Linked DNA regions of Mus musculus: region 2 is linked to region 1. Evidence: chromatin loops called from intact Hi-C (ENCODE). Cell type or tissue: left cerebral cortex. All regions are shown on one strand.

Region 1 (8,000 bases):
GGTACTTGTCACCGAACCTATGACCTGACCTTCCAAGTCCCCCAGGACTCACAATGTAGAAGGGAAGAACAGAGTCCCGCAAGTTCTTCTGAATGTCACATGTGTGCTCTGCCATGCCTGCACATGCACACATTGTACATACATTATACATACACAACACAAAGTAAATAAAATGTAACTTCAAAATACTTTTAGATGATTTATTTTTATCTAATATGTCTGAGTGTTTCCCTGCGTGTATGCATGTGCATCACATCCATGCCTGGTGCCTGCAGAGGTCAGAAAGAAGGTGTCAGATCTCTTGGAAATAGAATTATGGATGGTTGTGAGCTACCATGTAGGTGCTGAAAATTGAACCCGGATCCTCTGTAAGAGCAACAAATACTCTTGACTGGTCTAAAAAAGTTACTTAGGATAAAGTTATACAATGGGCAAAACTATGTTAAGTGTGTGTGTGTGTGTGTGTGTGTGTGTGTGTGTGTGTACTTGGAACAGTGTGGTTCTCACATGTCTATAATCTAGCACTTGGGAGGGTGAGGCAGGAAGATCTGAGCTTGAGTCCAGCTCAGGATAGATAGCAAGACCCCAAAATAATAAATCCAAATAGTGGAGTTGGGAATGATTTCCTTCCAGTATGTTTTTCCTCTTCTCCAAAAGAGGCCTAGGTGATTACCAGAGCCTCAGAGTCCTGCCACTGCTGAGCAGAAATCGAATATTAGCTAGGAAGTCAGGCAGGAATGGCAGAAAGGAAAGCCAGAGTCTTGGTAATAACCATCAGGAACCAGGACTCAGAGGAAGCCAGGAGAAACAACTGCATGGCCCAGAAAGCTGAATGAATGAACACATCATGCTTAGGTGTCCTTGCCAGGGGACCTAAGCCAGAGGACCTGCAGGCAACTCCAACCTCCACCTACCAGAGGGCAGAGGTGCTCTGATCGTTTACTGTGGCCACTCAGATCTAGAGGGAGCAGCCAAAAAACATTTATCTATTTAGTACCTGCCAAACCAGATGCCGGTCCAGTGAGGAGCCAGCCCACAGTGCCTCTAGCTCTGAGCTTGCCAGAGAAGGGAAGAGCTGGTAATGAACATTTTAGGCAGGGAATGGGGCAAAGGAGGAGGGGAATAGGAGAATGGAGAAGCCAGCATGCTCTCAACTTGTCTTGCTGGGCATCAGTGCTGAATGGGTTGGATGAGAGAGGAGCTGAGGAGCCTGTGCCTGGCAGTGGACACAGACACCTTGCATTCCCTTGAGATCAGGAGCTGTTGGGCTGCTCAGGAATGCTGCAGGATTTCCTCTTATCATATATGGCAGTGTCAGAGACATAAATCCAGCCGGAGAGGAGCTGAGCCAGGAAAGTTTTCAGGAGGCTGAGCCATGAGCCAAGGTAAGTGAAGAACACCTGTACCCTGAGGCGTGGGCAGGGCTTAGAGAGATGTAGGTGGCTTCTTGGCGTGCCCCACCTATGTTAGCAGGCCAAGTGATGGGTTTTGTTGTGGCATTTCATACATATGTGTCATTCTCCTTAGTTCTTATTGACCCCCACCCCCCACCGAGTGCTCTTAAAGGGGCAGAATAAAAACAGTGGTACAGCCCGTTCCTTCCATGTGGACAGGAATAAGCCATTGCCATTCAAACAAAATAGTAAGGAAAACAAAACAAGACATGGGCAGGCTTGAGACCGACCTCTGGGGCGGGAGAAGGTGTCACAGAGACTGCTACACTGGCAATGACCATTTAAGAACAAAGGTAATTTCAGCATTCACACTGCCCTGGCCAAGCTTTACTTAGACATGATTAAGTACCGTAGGTTCACTGGGCTCTGATATTTTTTTAATCAAACTACTGAACTGAAAAATTGAAACCAAATTAAAGCTTACAAGAAGGCCAACTCCAAGACCAGGTCATCCTGTCCATGTGTGCATACTGAAGTGTCCCTGGCTGCCCTCCTGGGAGAAGGTGTGCAGAGTCTCTTCGAGGACTCTCTGTTGAACCACAAGAGCAGCACTGCTTGGCTTCATATGTTGCTGGGGCTTTGTGAGGTGTTGTTCTAATCATGGCTCAGGAGCTATGCAAGCTGAATTCAAATAAAAACCAACACTCACAAGAATGCAAATCAGAGCAGAAAAGGAACTCCTTAAAGGTCGAGAAATATCACCCTGTGAAAGGAGAGGATGCTGAACTGAAGGCAGTGGAATCTTTTCTCTTCTATGCTCCAGTTTCCAAATCTTTTCAATAGTCTTAAATCACTTCTAAAACAAAGGAATGGGGCCAGTGGGATGGCTCAGCGGGTAAAGGTGCTTGCTGCCAAGACCTGGGTTTAATCCTCAGGACCCACAGAGTAGATGGAGAAAAGCAGTAACTGTAGGTTGTTCTATGACCTACACACACACACACACACACACACACACACACACACACACACACACACACATAGATGCAAGAAAACAATTTAATTTATATTTAAAGTTATGGGACAAGTGAACATACTTAAGAGAAATCGGTTTGGTAGAGAAAGGGAAACACATTTTCCTATATGTGGCACTTCCATGCATTTGTGTTAACGAAGGAGCCAGTCATGGTATAAGCAAAACGCACAGTTGTTGCAAAATCAAAGAAAACCCAGTTCTCCACACCCCTAGATGTCCTAAGCCAGTGTCACAACAGTTATGTGGTTATCGTGTGTCACAAATTAAAGTGACACAGTAAGACAAGACAAAACAAAACAAAAAATCTACCCGATGAACTAATAGCGGCCACCAGCACACCAGACTGGCTCATTGACTCTGGCACAGGAAAAGATGCTCAATAGTCACTGTAGGGCAGTGGCTACAGCCGGTAGGATGCCTCTAAGGATCCATCAAAATTAACTAAAGCAAAGGCACTTGAAAAGATGTGGGGCCACTGAAACTCTCAGTCAGTGCTGGTGAGAAGTTCAAAATGGCCAGGCCACTCAAGAGAACAAGCGTGCAGTGAACAGCTGACACAGCAAGTCTATTCCTAGCCAAGAAAAATGAAGATGTAAGTAGACATTAAAACTTATATATGACTATTTGCAGCATCTAGATTGACGTGAAATTGCCACCAGTGGTCGAATGTATATCCAATGTTGTATATATTCGTACAACAGTTAAACACTAGAAAGAAATGAAAACATTAACAAACCTAGATAATTATAATGAACAAGGGAAGCCCGACACCAAAGACAACACAACACACAATTCCATCTAAAGACGTTATAGAAAGGCCCAGTTAAACTGTGGTGACAAAAAAGTGAATCATGTCTGCAATGGGGTTAGGGTAGAGGGTGACTTGATTGGAGTGTTGGTTTAAGGAGTTGGACATTTATTGAAAATGAGGAGGTTGTACGTACCCTCCATTGGATATTTTGTTACATGTAAGTTATACCTCAATAAGACAGTGGGGGTATTTTTTGTTGATTTGGTTTGGGTTGGGTTCTTTGAAACAGGGTTTCACCTCAAGTCCAGTTTCCTTGGAACTCATGGTGTAGACAAGTTGGACTCAAACTCGCACCCTTGAGACTGGATCAGCATCAGACTAGACTCACCGGCATGAGTCAGCTTGTCTAGCTTAACATTGATTTTAAAAGAAAATATTATAGCTAAGTGTGACATCCATAGGACCCCTCATAAGTATATACATCAGTATTTATACATGTCAAAGAAAGGGTTTAGCTGGGGTATCAAGTTATGGTCCTTTTGGGGTCCAAGAGAGCTTTGGGGTAAGACGGGGATATAAAAACAGGGCTGGTTCTTTCCCTGCAGATTCTAAGGTCTTTGCATTTTAGAAAAAAAAAGTTGCTTAGATAAAAGAAGGCCAGGAAGCAACTGGAACTTCAATGATTAATGAGCGTGCCAGGGAAAGATGACATTCAAGTCCGTGGTTTTTAATTCTAGAAGTGGGGGCGGGGCGGGGCGGGGACGGTGGATCCACATCCCATGGGAACTGAAAAGAAAGATGCTCTTTGTTATCTGTTAGCCTTTCTAGCACAGAAAATGTGTCCAAACAAGGATATAAACTTCGACAAAAAATTAATCCTATAGTTCGTAAACAGAGAGTTGTTTGTAAATAGAGAATTGTGATCCTTCTAGTGCCAGCTCCTCAAGGACTGGGAGAGCTCTCGCCCCCTCCTCGGCCTCCTCTGTGGCTTCTGCACAGCAGGCTCCTTCAGACCAACCCAGTTTGCTACCCACCCAGCTCAGTTCTCTGGTCCCACCATACTTTTTAAGCATTATAGAATCCTACATCTTACTCCGTAAAATATGAATCATCCCAAGTTTTATATCAGCCATCTTTTTATAGCCACAGATAGGGCACATTTAAAAATATACGTTTCACTTTTAGTATACCGACTAGCACATACGGACGCTATTTGTGGATGCAATGCGTTGACATGGAGCTGGAGCACAAATAGCGCATTTTTCTTATAATATCTATTTCCCCCTATCTTTATTTAGTTCAGTTTTGCATTACGAAGTTCCTGGGCTGATGAACTCAGCTTGGTAAACTCGCTCGAACTGCGGGCGTCCTGCCACTAGGTGGCAGACGGGTTGAGTCGCGGCTCTGCTTATCTGCGGTGGAAGCAGGGGCCTCCTAGCTCTTGCTGCCTGCATCCCTGGGAAGGGAACTTTCCAAATGACCGCCCAGTAAACATGGCATCTGTTTGCTAACATCCGTAGAACGTGACTATCTAATGATAACCAAAAACGTGCTTCAGAGGAAAACCTTCATTGAAAACGTTAGATTTCCAGCCCAGGATTCTGAACGCAGGGACTTTTCAGCCAAGCGAAGGTTTATTAGCTTCAGGAAGCCTGGTTTTGCTCACCATTCTTAAACCAATCCAACCAAAGAAACACTAAACGCAGCTCATAACCCCTGTTTTGATATAAGATATTGACCTCTTTTGCCTCCAATGTGTTCCTCTCTGATGGTCAGAAGTCCATAGACCAGGTCTGGGGCAAAGTTGAGCAGTACTGACAGCGCAAGGAATTGGAGAATCTAACCAAGTCTTCCCACATGCATGCCCTCGCCTGCTCCCCACTGAGCGGACTCGTACCCACTTATTTTCTTTGGGCATTTTCTGTTTTTCCCTCTCCATCTCCGGCTCCCTAAAACTGCTCCAGATAAAAGTTGACTTGAGGACCCAAAAGGAGTGAAGTGACACTGTCCTAGTGAAAGGCACAAAGGTTCTCTCTCCTCCTCACTAAGTTTGTGGCCCGCGTCCTGATCCCTGTTCCATTTTTAGTCGACATCCTGATCCCTGACCCAGGCCTTCTGTTTCTCGATTAAAATCAAACTTTAGCAGGAATTCCGCGCAGTCAGGCTACTTTCTCGCCCTGACGTCTAACCACGTTCCTCACTCTGAGTCATCATCGCCCAGGTGACGTGCAGTGTCCTGCCCAGTCATCTGCAAAAATCCTGTTAGGTGAGTATACCAAGAACCTTCCTGCCTCCTGATATTTCCTGTCTATCCTGTGCCACCCTCTGCCACCCACCGTGCTCCCTGCTGTAGATTTTCTCCTGCCCCTGCTGTATCCAGAACCCAGCCCAGCTCTGCACTGCGTTCTCTTTCCCCATTGCAACAGTCCTAAAATGAATCTGTTTCTCCCGTTATAACAAGTAGCTCTGGCTGTCCTTCAATGTGGGGTCATTTTTACTTCCGGGGTAATTTTTCTCAGAGAACCGTTTATTTGTTGTGACATTTCCTGCCTTTAACCTACACTTTTCAGAGCTGTGCCTTTATGTTAGAGCCAAATAAGCCTTCCCAGGACTGGGAACAGGATGGTCAGGCAGGAGGGAAGACACTTGAAGAAGAAGGAATCCTAGAGGAGCCCTGGTACTTGCTGCCCCTCCTATTTCCGGCTGGGTTCTGGGACAGGAGCAAGACAAAATCCCAGAGGTATTTAGACATCTGTGGCTCCACTGGGAGCCAGGAAAGCTACAAGCTGTAGAGAGATAGAAATGATGGCACTCATAGCAAGAAAGTACTGAATTCTGTGCAAATACAGGCAACACGAGCTTTCTGTGGTCCAGAGATCAGAGGAAAATCTAAAACTTTCCTTTATTCTACATCTCACACAGAGGGGTCTACAGGCCTGGAAGCATGTTAGTATGGTGAGGACCCATGCTGTCTTTTAGTGGGAACCACAGAACTCAAGGCCCATGATCTGAGGTCATGCAGCCAGACATATATCAGCATTTTCCAGAGCCACCACAAACAATGCCTTTCCACATGATCCCTAATACAAAGCTGGTTTCTGCCACAGTACAAGAGGAGAACTTCACCTGAGATTAAATACATTATTTTATTTGGGAAGTTATACTTTGCTTTATTAAGACTTATTTTATTTCATTTACGTGTATGGTGCCAGTGTGAGGGGGTTGGGGAGTGGGTGGGAAAATATACATGTGGGTGCAGTACCCTCAGAAACCAGAGGAGGGCGTAAGATTCCCCTAGACCTGGAGTTAAAAGTAGTAAAGAGCTGCCTCCGTGATTCAGGTGTCTCCTGCTTCGTAGGCTGCACAAAGTACATGGGATGGGTCATCTCGGGGCAGAACCTGCCAAGCCTGAACAGGAAGAGCTCTGAGTTGCGGTTTAATACATGCACATCTCTGTGAGACAAACACCGCAATCCCCATTGTCTCTGACGCTATTTGGCTGATGGGAGATGAAACTCAAACTTTTGCGTCTGGCAATTCTACACCTAGCTAGCACGAGCTCTCTTTCATTATACCACACTTTGGGCGTACTGGGTGACTGCCTTAATTTTCAAAATGTCTAACTTCAATCGAAGTGACAATGTAGGCATAGCAACCATGTCCTCTAACTTCCTGTTGATTCGGCATTTGGCTCCCAGTCAACCCCTTAAATGTTGGCTATACCCTGCCACCCAGCAACCATCCCTCCAGAAATGCCTTTCCATTTCTTTATTTGTAGACCTGTACTGTTCAGAGTGGCAGCCATGGCCACATGTGGCTACTGAGAACTTGAAATGGGACTCACTGAAATATAAAGCCTAAAACACACACTACATCTTATGTACAAAGCACAACATAGGATGTAGACAATCTCACTGATAACTTTTATATGATTACATATTCGAATAATATTTCTGATATTTCAAATTAAACAAAATATATTAAAATTTATTTGACCTATTTCTTTTTATTATTAATTATTTTTTTCTTTCTTTTCTCCTTTTCTTTTTTCTTTTATGAGACAAACTCACATTATTGAGTCCTGGTGGACCTAGATCTCACTATATAGATCAAGTTGGCCACAAACTTGCATTGATCACCCTGTGCTGCCTCCTGAGCACAGGGGTAACCAGCAGGAGCCACCTCACTGAGCTATCTTCTAATTTTTAAAAAAATAGAAACTAGAAAATGCTAAGTTACAACCTGGGTTCACAGTTGCATTTTATAATCACATTTCTATCTGCCCTGTTCTATAAAATTAATTTGATTTCTATTTTTAATGTAATCCTATATTGATTCTTTTTCAAGGCTAGTGACTTCTCAGTTCCTAGCACCAGGTTGTGTTTTGTGTAATTCTTGCAACTGTTAGTGAAAGATGTCAAATCGGGACATGGAGCTTGTTTGTACAGGACAGCTAAAGGTGTTTGATTCAGGAGCAAATCCTCCCATTACTTTTTGTTCACAGTAACCAGAGAACCTATTTGACTTCTAAACCTATTTTATAACCCTACAAAGACGAGAGGATGATCAAATCTGTTGTTTTGTGGTGTTGTAAGGATAACATGAAATAATACACATGTCGTGGCTGGGTAGCTTCCTGGCCACACTAAAGTGTCAAATCCACACTGTCCGCCACCGTGTGGTTTACTTTAGATGGCGTGATTCAGGAAGACCCTTCCTGTGTGGAAATAACATGTCAGACATAAATGAAGTGAATGTTAGAAATGTCTGAATAGAATAGAGGGCATATAATATTTCAAAGAGGACTTGCCACAATTCAAAA
Region 2 (8,000 bases), 240 kb after region 1:
TCAATGGTTTTTGGTTTTTGTTATTTATTTATTTACATGCCAAATGCTGCCCCTTTCCTGGTGCCCCCCCAGAGACCCTCCCCCATACCCTTCTCTTCTGAGAGGGCCCCCCTGCCCCGCCCCAACCCCGCCAGGGTATTTCCCCAACCCTGAGGCATCAAGTCTCTGCCAGATTAGGAGCATCTCCCACAGAGGCCTAGAGCACTTTTAAATCACCCATCCCAGGCCTTGTCAAAGTAGCCATGACTAAAGGAAATCACAGAGATTAAATGAATTGTTTAATTAATTGCTTCATGCGTCATAAAAGTTTGATTGCTTTAACTATAAAGAGGCAAGATGGAGGTCAAAGGGCATTATCTTTTAATTTGTTTATTTCTGTTTTTCATTTGATTTTAGGGTTCTCCATATTCTTCCAAATTTTACTCTCAGTTTTAATTTTGCAGTGGCTCCTAAATGTCATGTCAGAACAAAAGGCTCTGTCTAGAAGTCCTGTTCCCACTCCATCTGCTTTATCCCTCCTGTCCTGTCTCTGCCATGCCCTACAGCAGGTAGCTAAGCTCATTAGTCTCTGCTTTTTTTTTTTTTTTTAATTTCTATTTTTGTTCCTTTTTTCTTGAACAAATAGGTACCTGTTCTTACTTCTTCCCCTAGAGGGTATTCTTGAGGTAATTTCTTTCACGACTGCCTCACCACCACAACTACCACCTCCTCCTTCTAGTCCTTGTCCTCCCACTCTGCCACCCCCCTCCTCTGGTGTCTGCTGGCTGGGAGGATCAGGACCAGCGACAGCCCATGACAAAGGGATTTGTTTTGTGTTAATCCTCACTGGAGTTAGTCATAGTGACAAGGAAATAACATTCTTCCCAGGGCTAGCTTCATTTCAAATCCTGGCCAGAGACCTAAAGAGACCTACGTAGCCTTGTGAGGGGTTACGTAGCCACAGCCTAGTCCCTGCAACTGAGGAGGCAAAGAAGTATCCACAACCAAGCTTCTGCCTTGCTCATCCTCCTAGAGGAGGACACAATGCTAGTGTACACTGGCGTCCTAAAAACCACTTGTAAGACCTTTTCAGGCTCATGCAGCGTCCAGGAGTCCTGCACACGTTGCAGGAAAACCACGCTCTGCATCTGTGCTGGCTAGTTTCACGTCAACTTGACACAAGCTAAAGTCAACCGAAAGGGAGGAACCTCAATAAAGAAAATACCCACACGCCTTTAATCCCAGATTGGGCTGTAGGCATACCCGTGGGGAATTTTCTTAACTAGTGATTGATGTGGGAGGTCCCAGCCCATTGTGTGTGTGTGTGTGGGGGGGGGGTCCTGTGTTACATAAGAAAGCTGGCTGAGCAAGCCATGATGAGCAAGCCTGCAAGCAGCACCCCTTTATGCATCAGCCCCTGCCTCCAAGTTCCTGCCCTGCATGCGTGCCTCCCTTTCCCACTTTTGATGTGAGCTGTTCTAGAGAACTAAGAATGAAACAAACCCTTTCTTCCCAAGTTGCTTTTGTTCACGGTGTTTCTTCACAGTTATAGGAACCCCAGCTAAAGCAATGCCTATACCTTTTTAAAAACATGAACTTTAAGAATTGAAGACTGGGGCTGGAGAGATGGCTCAGCAGTTAAGAGCACTGACTGCTCTTCCGAAGGTCCTGAGTTCAAATCCCAGCAACCACATGGTGGCTCACAACCATTCATAATTGAGATCTGACGCCCTCTGCTGGTGTGTCTGAAGACAGCTACAGTGTACTTACATATAATAATAAATTAATCTTTGGGCCAGAGCAAGCAGGGCTAGAGTGAGCGGAGGTCCTGAAGTTCAATTCCCAGCAACCACATGATAGCTCACAACCATCTGTACAGCTACAGTGTACTCATATACATACAATAAATAAATCTTTGAAGAAAAAAAAATTGAAGACTGGCAATCCTCTGGACCCATAAGATCCCATTTCAAGGCGAATATAATATGTCTGAGTAAGTTAGTTTAAGTTATAGAGAGATGGCTGAAGGAGTGGAGTGCCTCTGACAGGAGTGTCCATTGGAAAAAGTGGGAGTGGGAGGACTCTTGCCTTGGAGTCAGGCTGTCCACAGTGGGTTCAGAGGCTGTGACTCACTGAGGAAAAGGAGTGCCCTGGGCCCTAGGGGAGGCTGCTTTCTCCAAACAAGCTGTCTTTGGCTAAGGAAGGAAATGAGGTAATCTCGGATTAATCAGCAGCCACCAGCCTGACAGATCTGAAAGTTCAACCATGTCCAGCTACTTCTGCTTATATTCACCTTTTTCCTCCAGGGTACCACGACATTAACATGCCAGGTTCTAGTAAGAGAGGGCATAGAACCCCTCCTTGGGTAGGCAGCAGCTCTTCCTCTCTGGACCTTTAACTTTCTCTTCTATTAAATCAGGAAGTAATTGATCACCAATGATGCAACTCAACCCATGGTCATCTTTCTCTCTCTCTCTCTCTCTCTTTCTTTCTTTCTTTCTTTCTTTCTTTCTTTCTTTCTTTCTTTCCTTCCTTCCTCCCTCCCTCCCTCCCTCCCTCCCTTCCTTCCTTCCTTCCTCCCCCCTCTCTCTTTCTTAAATAAAAATTGTTGATACAATATATTTTGATCGTATTCTTTCCCATCCCAACTCCTCCAAAATCCTCCCCAATTTTAAAAAATAATTTTGTAGGTGTTTTGCCTATAGGTATGTCTATGTACCTGGTGTGTGCCTAGTGTTCCAGAGGGCCAGAAGAAGGTATCAGATGCCCAGAGACTGGTGTTACAGATGGTTGTAAGCCACCATGTGGATTCTGGGTAACCAAACCAGGGTCCTCTGGGAAAGCAGCCAATACTCTTAACCATTGATCCATCCCTCAAGCTACCTCCTCCTCCTCCTCCTCCTCCTCCTCTTCCCCCTCCTCCACCCCAGCCAAATTTCTTGTTAGAAAAACAATAGAATTGAGCTGTTTTTTCACAAGGCTCACCTCCCTCCTTCAACATAGCTGCCATCATCTTCCTAAAACAGCTTCACCAGTTAGGCTCCCCACCTGCCCTTGAAGCTATTTGACATGCCAACTTCTAGACTTACTGCAACCAACCTTCCACCTCCAAGACTCTAAGAATCTATGCCTCAGAGAAACAGAATCTGAAAGTGAGTGGGAATAGAGAGCAGCCGGCACAGGGAGGAGCCTTTAACCCAGGATCCTAGATGGGGAGTGTGGCGGGATGCCAGGCTTGGGGAGAACTCAAAACAACCTTTTTACACAGTGTCCTTGTGCGTCCTGTTTCTCTAGTGACGCTGCTGCCAGCAGTGGGCACCACGTTCAAGCTCCCATGGGCAGTGAGGGGGCAAGGTACCCATCTGCCTTGTTGGCTAACCAGTGACTGGGGAAAGTGGTGCCTGAGTTCAGACTGCCCTCTGCTGGGATGTTCTAAGTCAAGGCACCCGATGGAGCACTGACTGCATCCGGTCATCTCCCAAGGAGTACCTGGACCTCCTCTCCTTATGCTGTTAGTATCTGCTTTAGGGTGAGGCTTCAGATCCAGGCCTGCAGGCCACGTGACAAGATGCTTAGTCGATGGGGAACCTTCACGAAGTCTGGCTCAGGTGTCACACAGAATCATACAACTGCGGAATCTTTTTTTTTTTTTTTTTTTTTTTTTTTTGGTGGAGAGGGGTTTATATTTTTATTAGGCCTGCTTCTTTCACTTGTGCTGGTTGGTTTTGGCAAACTGTAGTCATTTGGCAAAAGGGAAATCCAGTTAAGAAAAATTCCTCCATCTAGGTTGACGTGAGCGAGTGCTCCCTTGGGCAGATGGTCTTAAGGTGTATCAGAAAGTAGGCGGAAGAAGGCCTGAGAAGCAAGGCAGGAGGCAGGATTCCTCCATGGCTTCTGCTTCCATTCCTGTCTCCAGACTCCTGCCCTGAGGTCTCTTACTGATGCAGTGTGACCTGACAGTTGTAAGATAAGATTAACTCTTTCTCCCCTAAGTAAATTTTGGTCATGGAGTTCACTGCAGCATAGAAATTCTAATACATGTGCTTTCCTATTCAGTAGTAAGTGTGACAGTTCATCTTCACTGGCAAATAAGATTTAAACTCAGCATGGAATCACACCTCTGGGTGTGTTTGTGAGGGTGTTTCTAGGGAAGTTTAACAGAGCGCGATAGACTCACACTGAAAGTGAGAGGCACCATCCTGTGGAGTGGGGTCCTACACTGAATATAACGGAGAAAATGAAGACAGCAAAGTTGGCGCCAGCATTCCAGCCGTGGCTGTGTAGGTAACTTCAAGTTCAAGGCTGAAAATCCCAGCCAGGACACAAAACCGGGCAGGATTCTCATCACCTGCAGGCAGGAGAGCACAGAGAAAGGGTCAGGAATTGGCAAGCAGGCTTATACATATTCATATGGGGGAACGGCACTTTCAGAAGGGTCCATTCCAGCGCATGCTCAGTTTAAGATACATAGATTTGCGCCTGCTTGGTTAGGACTATAATTCGGGAAGAGCCTGGAGCTGAAAGGCATTCCTCCCCGCCCCCCGCCCCCCAGGCATTGTGGAGATGCTCAGTGGGAACTGGCACTTTCTGGTCACTTCCGGCTTCCAGCATCACTTGTCATCCACCATGGTGTGCTAGAAAAGAGGACTCCAAAGCAGAACTGGTTTTTATTTCCCCACCCAGCTTATTTTAAGGCATTCTTTTTTGGGGGTCAAGGGGGCGGTTCGAGACAGGGTTTTTTTTGTTTTTTGGTTTTTTTTTTTGGTTTTTTTGAGACAGGGTTTCTCTGTGTAGCCCTGGCTGTCCTGGAACTCACTCTGTAGACCAGGCTGGCCTCGAACTCAGAAATCTGCCTGCCTCTGCCTCCCAAGTGCTGGGATTAAAGGTGTGCTCCACCACGCCCAGCACGCCCGGCTATTTTAAGGCATTCTTTAGTATACTCTTCAACCACATCTCAGACACGTCCCACCTTATGCCTATGTCTTGTCTTCTTGCTCTTACTCTTTCTGTTCCTCTTTTTGTTTTGTTTGTTTTTTTTCCTAGACAGGGTCTCACTTTGTAGCCCTGGATGACCTGGAACTCTATATGTAGGTTAGGCTGGCCTGGAACTCACAGAGATCCATCTGCCTCTGCCTCCTTAATGCTGGGATTCAAGATATTAAAGCTTCTTTTTACTTTTAATTTGTTTTAATGATTTATTTATTTTTATTTCCTATGCATTAGTATTCTGCCTGTTTGTATTTCTGTATGAGGGTGTCAGATCCCGTGGAACTGGAAGAGCAGCAGCCAGTGCTCTTAACCTCTGAGCCATCTCTCTGGTTCCCCTTGTTTTAGATCTGAATTATAACCTTCCATCGCTTTAAAAGTTACTAAAATCTGTGGACCCTAACAGAGTCCCAGGCAACTTTCCCTCCCTAGCTGCTTTCCCAACCTCGATATATTTACTTATATCTCTCCTCACCCACTCCATTTCTTTCCCCATCCTAATCTTATTAGGTAAAGTCAAAGTAGGTACCACACTATCCTTTGTAGGTTACCCTCCAGCAGTTATTAAAGTTATAGGACCACTGTTGTTAGTTGGCTGGCATGACACTTGCACGGTAGTGGCTCTCCCTGTAATGTCACACTGAAGGAAGAATCCAGAGCTTCCACCAGGACCTCTGAGTTCCAGCACTGAGAAACTGTTTTCTGAACTGTATACTCAGCTCTACCACATCCAGACCACACAGGAACATTGCAAATACTTCAACTGAGAAAATAAAACTGATTAAAAATTAAACCAAGGGGGCTGGCGAGATGGCTCAGTGGGTAAGAGCACTGACTGCTCTTCTGAAGGTCCTGAGTTCAAATCCCAGCAACCACATGGTGGCTCACAACCACCCATAATGAGATCTGACACTCCCTTCTGGTGCATCTGAAGTCAGCTACAGTGTACTTATGTATAATAATAATAATTTATTTTAAAAATTAAACCAACCTGGCGTGGTGGCTCACGCCTTTAATCCCAGCACTCGGGAGGCAGAGGCAGGTGGATTTCTGAGTTCGAGGCCAGCCTGGTCTACGGAGTGAGTTCCAAGACAGCCAGGACTATACAGGGAAACCCTGTCTCAAACAAACAAACAAACAAACAAAAATTAAACCAAGCAAAGAAATAACACCACATGCACAAATCCCAACCCAGTAACATAAGAAATACACACACACACACACACACACACACACACACACACACACATACACACACACACAAAACAACAAAACTCTTCCCAAAAAGCCCACTGCTCCTATAGTACCGGTGTATAATAAGGGTGAGTTAGATGAAATCCCAGATTGTGGACTCAAGATTCTAAGTGTGTTCAAGGAAATCAAAGAGCGTAAGCTCCTGGCTGAGAACACAAACAGACAAATGAAGTAAGAAAAGTGCTGCAAGACAGGAGAGAAATTCAACAAAGAGATGGAAACACTGAGGAAAAGCCACCCTGAAATAATAGACATAGAGGACATAGTAAGTCAACGAAAAATCTCTGCGGAAGTCTCATCAATAGGACCAACTGACAGAACGCTGGAGCCTTTAAGCACGGTGACAGAAATGGAACAAACAAGGACGATGATAAACAATAAGAAGGTGTGAATGAGATTTCCAAGTTACATGTAGCACCATGAAAAGACCAAGCCTACTGATAACAACAGGGGTAGAGGAAGGAAAACAGTGTCTTTCCAAAGGCATAGAAAACATGTTTTTTTCTCTTTTAATAAGGGGTTTTACTCAAAAGGGTAGCTTTGAAAATCTCTAGCTTGTTGTGAACCAGAAAGCCAGGGGCCACCTCATCCTGACACCACTGGAGTCAGTGTACCTCTGAAACAAAGCCACTGTGAAAAACGAGGAGGACTCGAGTCCTACTTTGATTTAAGGAAAAGGACAAGTTTTTAATACAGCAAAACAGAACACAAAAAGTAAACAAATCCTTAGAAATCACTAGATATATGTGTGTGTTTATATAATTAGGATCATCATCAACATTTTAAGCCATTAAAAATCAGGTTGCCACCTCACCTTTTCTTTTGGTACTGGGGATATTCTTATTAAGAAATCCAGCCTCTATTTCAATGGCCTAGCCCAGCTTTCTCTCCACTGTGCCTCATCTCCACCATCCACTCCAGAGTCCAGCCTCAACTCTGCAGCCAGAGGCAGAGCCAGCACTCATTCTGGAGTGAGGACAGCAGGCCTGCGAGCATAGCTGAGCACGGACCTCACCCTTTCCTGGAGGAGCAGCAAGTGCCCACAGCTGGTCTGCAGTCGTTCAAGGGTGCCTCCTCTCCTCTCCGCTGCTATTCACTACTTTTTTCTGCCTAAAAGCAAGATGGCAATCTTAATCAAATAGGGAAGCTAGATCTTTAAAATAACTTAAAAATCACTTTTATATAAAGCAGCAAAAACATATCTTCCTCTCTGCGATAAGAAAAATGTTAACAAGGAACATGGTGATGTGGTGGGCTGTACAAAACTTCTGCTCGACTGGATCCCATGAGCATCTCAAAATCGCTCCTTCACCTTGGCCATGCTGCCTGAAGACTCTTCTCCAGTCACGTTTTCACTTTCTTCTGGGCTTAAGCTTTCATTTTCAGACCTGGTCCCATTAGGGATCAAGTTTTCCCCATTGACAAGCCCATTTTCAGCAGCCTTGACTTTGCTGACAGTCTCTGTGAGGCTCAGAGACTCCTGCACACCTGCCTCCTCCTCCAACTTTCTCAGGACCAGAGGGAGCCTTGAGTCCCCCACACCACCCTCCAAGAGCCCCAGGTCACTCTCCTCGTATCTCTGCGGTGGTGCCCTCTCCTCCATGTGTTTACGGTAGTACTCCCAGTTCGCGGCCGCACTCTTCACTGCTTTTTCCAAAATCTCCTTTTCACCCAAGCACAATTTGATGGCCATTGTGGCCCGGACAGAGAGGTCAGGATTTTTCAAGACGATCTTATCTTCCTCAATTGTTGTCTTATATGTTTTTAAAAGAAGTGAGGCT

What was found. A loop is a pair of places that touch in the nucleus more often than their neighbours do. Peaks named below come from ENCODE experiments on the same cell type or tissue, not always from the same donor. Only the 100,000 strongest peaks of a DNase experiment are listed, where the experiment ranks them.
Region 2: a loop joins it to region 1, with 2.4 times the contacts of the local background. A loop is called at or near these places in 9 of 42 quality-filtered maps.

What each region holds. Positions count from the first base shown.
Region 1 is chr2:129,405,203-129,413,202 of GRCm38, reverse strand. No RefSeq gene overlaps it. Among named protein-coding and RNA genes, the nearest start is that of Il1b, 38 kb to the right of the region's middle. In left cerebral cortex, CTCF peaks have their summits at 4,543 (motif pointing right) and 6,460 (motif pointing right); DNase peaks (open chromatin) are centred at 1,331, 2,046, 3,647, 4,503 and 1 more place; H3K27ac peaks cover 4,026 bases.
Region 2 is chr2:129,170,002-129,178,001 of GRCm38, reverse strand. It overlaps the pseudogene Gm14026. Among named protein-coding and RNA genes, the nearest start is that of AI847159, 6.7 kb to the left of the region's middle. In left cerebral cortex, CTCF peaks have their summits at 1,756 (motif pointing left) and 3,397 (motif pointing left); a DNase peak (open chromatin) is centred at 3,373; H3K4me3 peaks cover 234 bases.